2 separate regions of the Homo sapiens genome follow, and region 1 is linked to region 2. The links are chromatin contacts, found by Hi-C or POLR2A ChIA-PET in ENCODE. All regions are on one chromosome and are shown on one strand. The core of a region is the stretch at or near the end of the contact, and the rest is flanking DNA. Distances in the headings are between cores, read along the strand shown. Region 1 holds the start of LINC03062 (long intergenic non-protein coding RNA 3062). Region 2 has its middle 93 kb from the start of LINC03062.

Evidence for each region. A loop is a pair of places that touch in the nucleus more often than their neighbours do. ChIA-PET counts read pairs that join two places held with the same protein, here RNA polymerase II (POLR2A). Pooled maps may share reads with other maps.
Region 1: a pooled map shows a loop between it and region 2 (2.3-fold over the local background). The contact joins the promoter of LINC03062 here to the enhancer-like site in region 2. A Hi-C loop is called at or near these places in 5 of 168 maps with a recorded cell type or tissue (Caco-2, Right ventricle myocardium inferior, esophagus muscularis mucosa and 2 more) and 8 of 50 pooled maps. POLR2A ChIA-PET finds 5 or more read pairs at or near these places in 2 of 52 experiments (IMR-90 and activated CD4-positive, alpha-beta T cell).

Annotation. Positions count from the first base shown.
Region 1 is chr9:89,638,471-89,641,307 of GRCh38, forward strand. LINC03062 (long intergenic non-protein coding RNA 3062) reads left to right here and starts at 1,313. Exons shown (of 6, transcript NR_024280.1): 1 at 1,313-1,509. RefSeq lists an enhancer at 1,056-1,625.
Region 2 is chr9:89,731,163-89,733,862 of GRCh38, forward strand. No RefSeq gene overlaps it. Among named protein-coding and RNA genes, the nearest start is that of LINC03062, 93 kb to the left of the region's middle. Within about 2 kb of position 1,334, at least 3 of the 41 ENCODE cell types and tissues checked have a DNase peak (open chromatin) inside an H3K27ac peak, as active enhancers do.

The sequences.
Region 1 (2,837 bases), core at 63-2,562, 93 kb before region 2:
TCATCCCAGTTATGACCTCCCCCTGCCCCTCCTTGCAGCATCCCTCTTCATTCCTCGTGGAGAAGTGTGGGCTCCATAGAATGAACTGGCAAGTGTGCACTGTGTGGATGGCTCTGAGCAGCTGCCACCACCTGGGGTAGCATGGGCAAGGCAGACGACACAGAGTCTCCAGCCAGACCCCTATTACCAGCTGCCTGGCCTGGGACTAGCTATGTCACGTCTCCCTGCCTCAGTTTCTTCATCTGCACAGCGAGGATAATAACAGTGCTTACCTCTTAGGATTACCATGAGGCTCAAAGAAGGAAATGCAGAGAAAGTGCTTAGGACAGTGCTGGCCTTGTAGGAAAGACTCACAAATATTCATTGTTTCGTTGATGAGAGCAAGAAGTGCGCTTGTTACATATTCACCCAATAGTGTGGGGTGGAGGAATGAGGTACAGGTGGATACCCTCTTGGAGGACCTGCTAGCGTCTTACTTCCTCTGTACATGGATGGCAACACAGAGGCAGAAGTCTCAAGTTAACTTCTTTTTCGTTTCAAAGCATCTCATGACATTTAATACCCCTGCACTCATACTCGCCCGGAAGTGTGAGCTTGGTTCATCACTAATGGATATTTTCAGCCCTGCTGAGGAATCTGGGCCTGCTCCTTGCCTCCCTCACCTTCCTCTGCAGCCCATGTGAATTAGCCTGCTTGCCTGCTCAGGGACTGGTCCCCGCAGTGTGGCTCCTGGGGCCCCAGCTTCACTCCTTCAAGGGCCAGGATGTTGAAGAAGGGGGAAAGGGACCCCTACACTAGCCTGCCTTGTGTGGCCCAAAGACCCTTGCCAAGATCAGGTGGGGGTCAAAGTGCAGGAAAAGAAGGATGTCGATTTCAGAAGAAACTGTTGTGGGAATGGCAGGATGGCTCCAGCGTCAGCGTGCCTTCCTGCAGCTACCCCGGGGCCGCACGCCAGCAGCTCTTGGCAGCAGTCACACGGCTCTCGCATCCAACCTCTGCCACAGGGGAGCAGGCCTCACTTCCCCCAGCTTTGCTTCTCTGCCCTGCAGGGCTCCTTTCCTGTCCCAGGGAGCTCTACTTTCCAAGCAGTTCCATGGCCAACAGCTGGAGTCTTATTTTAGGGACGAGCTGGCAGCCCAGCATTTGTACTGAATGTTCCGGGTCGGCCTGGCCCGCGCCTGGTGCACCAGTGGGAACCCCATAAGTCTGGGCTTGGGGGAGTGAATTACTTCTGAGGTTTGCTGACATTCTGTTTGGCTGCCTGAAATGCTTTCTCTTCATTCAAAGAGCAGCTGCTGGTCTCCGCCCCTCTGTCTTTCCTTTCTCCTCCCGGTGGCTTCCCTGTTCCTGTCCCTGGCTTTCCTGGCTTTTTGGATCCCCATCCTGGCTCTGGGGGGAAGGAGGATGGGTCTGGAGCACCTGTGAGACCCGAGCCTGGGCCCACCACAGCAGAGGATGCAGCCTCCCAACCCCAAGAGTCCCAGATTGGAGTCCCTGAGAGAAGCTGGGGTAGGTGAAGTGGGCTCTCAGTCTGGGTGTTATCTTGGGAGGAGCGTGGGTCTCTGGGACACACTGGTAAGATGTGCTCCACTTGACCCTCATCATAACCAAGGGTCTGTTGGTGGGCTTTTGCCTTTGGTGGCCCCAGGGCCCCTGCCTTCTGGCTACTGCCATCCGTGGGGGATGAGTGACGTCAAACTTCCCCTTCTCCGGGCTGTTGGCTAGAGTGGGGGCAGTGGGAAAAACACATCTATCAGGCAGTCCCACCCCTGCACAAAGGAGCAGAGACTGTGCCTCAGCCCCACATCCCTGCCTGGTGGGTACCACATCACAGACAGACACGTTCTTAGCTGGCTGTGTGCAGTCACTGCCACCTTGGGCTCCTGGGAGGCACCAAAGGCCCATTGTGGGCCCCTGAAATGACGCACCCACCACAGTCAGCTGCCATCATGCAAGGCACCGAATCTGCTGTCCTGGTGGGATGGGATCTCACTTCTGCCTTTCCTGTTCAGCCTCCCCGGGCTCCATGCGCTCTGTGGAGGCCATGGCAGGATATGTTGTGGGCAGCTGGATTTCCGGCCCTCTCTGGTAGAGTCAGAGGGGTTGCCTTTGACCAGCAGGAAAGGGATTCGAAGGCGGACGCGAGTGGGCCCTGCCCAACTCAGACTGAGGAGGAAGTTTCTGCAGCGCCGGAAGGAGAAGCAATGAATAGCCACTGTCTAGACCCTCCCCTATGACTCCATCCCCAAGGTGCTCCAGACAGGCCTGAGATTCCCCTCTTCCTTCCTAGCCACACCACCCCTGGTGTGAGCCAGGCAGGCAGCCCAGCCCTCTCCAGCCCCGGCTCCTGGTGGCAGGAGGTGCCTTCCTGGCTGTAGCAGGAAGAGTCTCCAGGTTATATGGCCGTGTCCCTGTGCCAGGACTCGGGGTAGGGGTACACTCTGTTCTGACCCCCCCAGGAAGTGAGTTCCAAAGGAGTCGGGCCTTTGGAGGAGAACTTGGTGGCTGTGCTTTTGACCTGGCATTGCAGGAGCATAAGCCCTGGTCAACTTGAGCGAAAAAGCCGGACCCACTGTCACCATCTCACAGGCTGTGTCGCATGCTCTGGCGGTGAGGGCCTGTTTCCCAGCCCTCCCTAGCAGGAGACTGCTCAGGGCAGAGCTCCTGAGATACTATGGGTTCCTTTGGGGTGGAAGAGCCTGTGGCCAGGTCAGTGAGGAGAACAGAGTGGGAGCATGAGGGTGGGCTGGAGAGGAGCTGTTTGTCCCGCCTCCCGACCCCGAGGAGGGCATAGTCCACAGGCTATTTTAGGGAGCAAGAACTGGCCAGTCAGAATG
Region 2 (2,700 bases), core at 84-2,583:
AAAATTCCAGTTGTAGGTGCTTTAAAGATTTTGGTCTGTGGAAATTCATGGTATAATATTTGAGTGTGGTGCATGTGGGTCCTGGCTCAAGACCTTCATATGAGAGATGATCTTTTTCGTTATGATATATATATATATCCATCCAACTATCTATCTGTGTATGTGTCATATATACCATATTACCCAGTTGGAAATAAATAGAATAACCTGATCTTTCTCCCCACCCACATTTTCCTTTCATTTTCTCCTGAAGATGTCTTCTTCAAGTGTGAAGTACTTCTCAACAATCTCTCCAATCTTATGATTAACGCTTAGTAATAGAGCTCCCTTTTTAGCAGCCTGTGGTGTATTTGACCAACCTGATCTCTTCCCTAACATGGCTCTTGCCTTTTGGTGCCCACTCAGCTGCGTTACCTGCATTACCTGCATTACCTGGAGCATGTCCAGTTGCCCTGGTCCCAGAGGAGCTGTCCTGGCTTTTGCCTATTCTGTGTTGCTGAGGCTTCCTGCCCTCCGTGCCACCTTTTGCGTGGCTGCTTTCTTGCCAGCTCAGCACCTTCATAGCTGCATGCCACCCCGCCAGCTCCCTCTCTGGATCATCTCTCTCTATAAGGAGATTACAACTCTCAGGAAGGAACAGGTTTCCCCCTTCCCTCCTGCTGCCCCTAGTGCCTCTAGGTCTCACCCTAATGTGGATACGGCATCTCCAGCAGGCTGGGCAGGAGGCTGCTCAGCCCAGTGTTCTCTGTATGGATGGCAACCATACAGGACAAAGTGACAGAATGGTGCATTCATCTGAGAGCCCCAAGGGCCTGCTTGATCAACCATTCCTGTCACTTTCAAACTCCAGTTTACCAGTGGAAGCAGTCTAAATGCCATTGTGCACAACAGATAAAGGCAGGGCTGGTCTGGATGAAAGAGAGGCCGGTCTCAAGGTCCCCAGCTTGGGTGGTGGGCTCCTTTACATTCTCACAGCCCCCCGTAGCATCTCCTAGGCAGTTTCAGAAACCCCCCTGGGACTTGGGGACAATCAGGTGTGGAGTCTCAGGACTTTGTCTCTAATCATTCTACAAAAGAGCTCAGGATTTTTGTTTCCTTCTGGGGATTAAGGAAGCAACATTTGGATAAGATTTTAGTTGGAGAGGAAAGAACCCTTTAGTAAAAATATATTTTGTGTTCCCCCTTCCTCTTCTCAGTGCTTTCAGGGAAAGTTGAAAAGGAAGCAATAATTTTCTATTTTTGATGAGCAACTTTTACTGTGCAGGTGGAGGAAGGACTCTGCCCAGGAACTAGGCAAGTATGTAAACAAACTGTCCTGGGCTATAAATAATTCCTTTCCTGTCATGACTCAGGGGGGTTGCGGACAAGCCTCCTTGAACAATTCAGAGATTTACAAATCCCACTTTTGTTATAGAAACATTGCAAAAGTAGCTTGTAATTATTTATCCTCTTTTTAAAAAATTTAGCCTTTGGGAGAGAATGGGCCATGTTTTCTCTGATGGGGCATCCTCATCCACATCAGTCTGCTCTGGAACATTGTATGTCAGTCTGTTCTTGGAATCCAGATGTGGAGTGCATGGAAACCCGTCCAGCTGGGCAAGCCCAAGGTCATGGACACGCGGGGTCTAGCTTTTAGAGTCTGAATGCTCTGCCCTGACCCCCACACAGCACACACAGCTTGTTTACTGGCAGGTGTGACCAACAATAACAGGAAAAATGACCCTCTCTTCTGAAAATCACGATTATTAATGGGGAAAGGGTGTATTATGTGGCTGCAATGTGTACTTGCCTAGAAATTTTAAATTGAAGGAAGAATCATAGGAAAAATTCTTTTTCCCCTCCATGAATCAATTTTTGGGAATTCATTTTCCAGATAATTCTGCTGTCCTTGGGGCTTTTGGAACAAGGAGAGTATTTAGTGCTTTCCAAGGGCTTTTCTCTCCTCCCCTGGCTGTGGTCCACATTCTGTTCAGGTTCCCTTTCACTGGCTCTACACAGAGCAGAGGAGGCTTGGAGGTGGGCTCAGATGGGGCTGCGGGCCTCATACCAAGGACACTCCATGTCAGGAGCTGACCCTGGGGCAGAGACTGTCAGGTGGGCTTGGAAAAGAATGTCTGGCTGCAGAGGAGCTTTGTGAAGTTTCCTTCCGACACTTTGGTGGAGGTCGGGTCCTAATGGCCTGTGCGGGGATGCCCCTGGACCTGCGGTCTGTCTGGGTCTGAAGGTCATGGACAAGTTGAACCTACCGTCCTTGCCTCCTGGCCCCTTGCTGATGAAGTGAAGAGGGGAGGACCCCACAGTCTCTTCTATCACTCTCCCTTTTTCTTCCCTTCTTTCCTTCTTCCCTCTTCATTTCCTTCCTTCTCCTCCTCTTCCTCTTCTTTCTCATATCCAGACAAAGGTGCATGCACACAATGGGATGCCCAGTCTTGGGTGTCTCCACGGAACCAGGTCCAGAAGCAAATGCTGCAGACTATGTCATCCTGCTTGGGGACATGGAAAAAGACACCACACGGTCTGGCAAGACCACGGATAAAATCCAGGGGATTTGTGAACATATATGAGGAAAGATTCTATCTTGGTTTTCACTAACATCTAACTGCACTTCAGCATTTCCATCCCCTGTATTGATGGCACCTCTGACCTCTGGTAGAAGCACAGCTAATGTTCTTTCAGGGTGGTTGTTGCAAACGTCTTGAT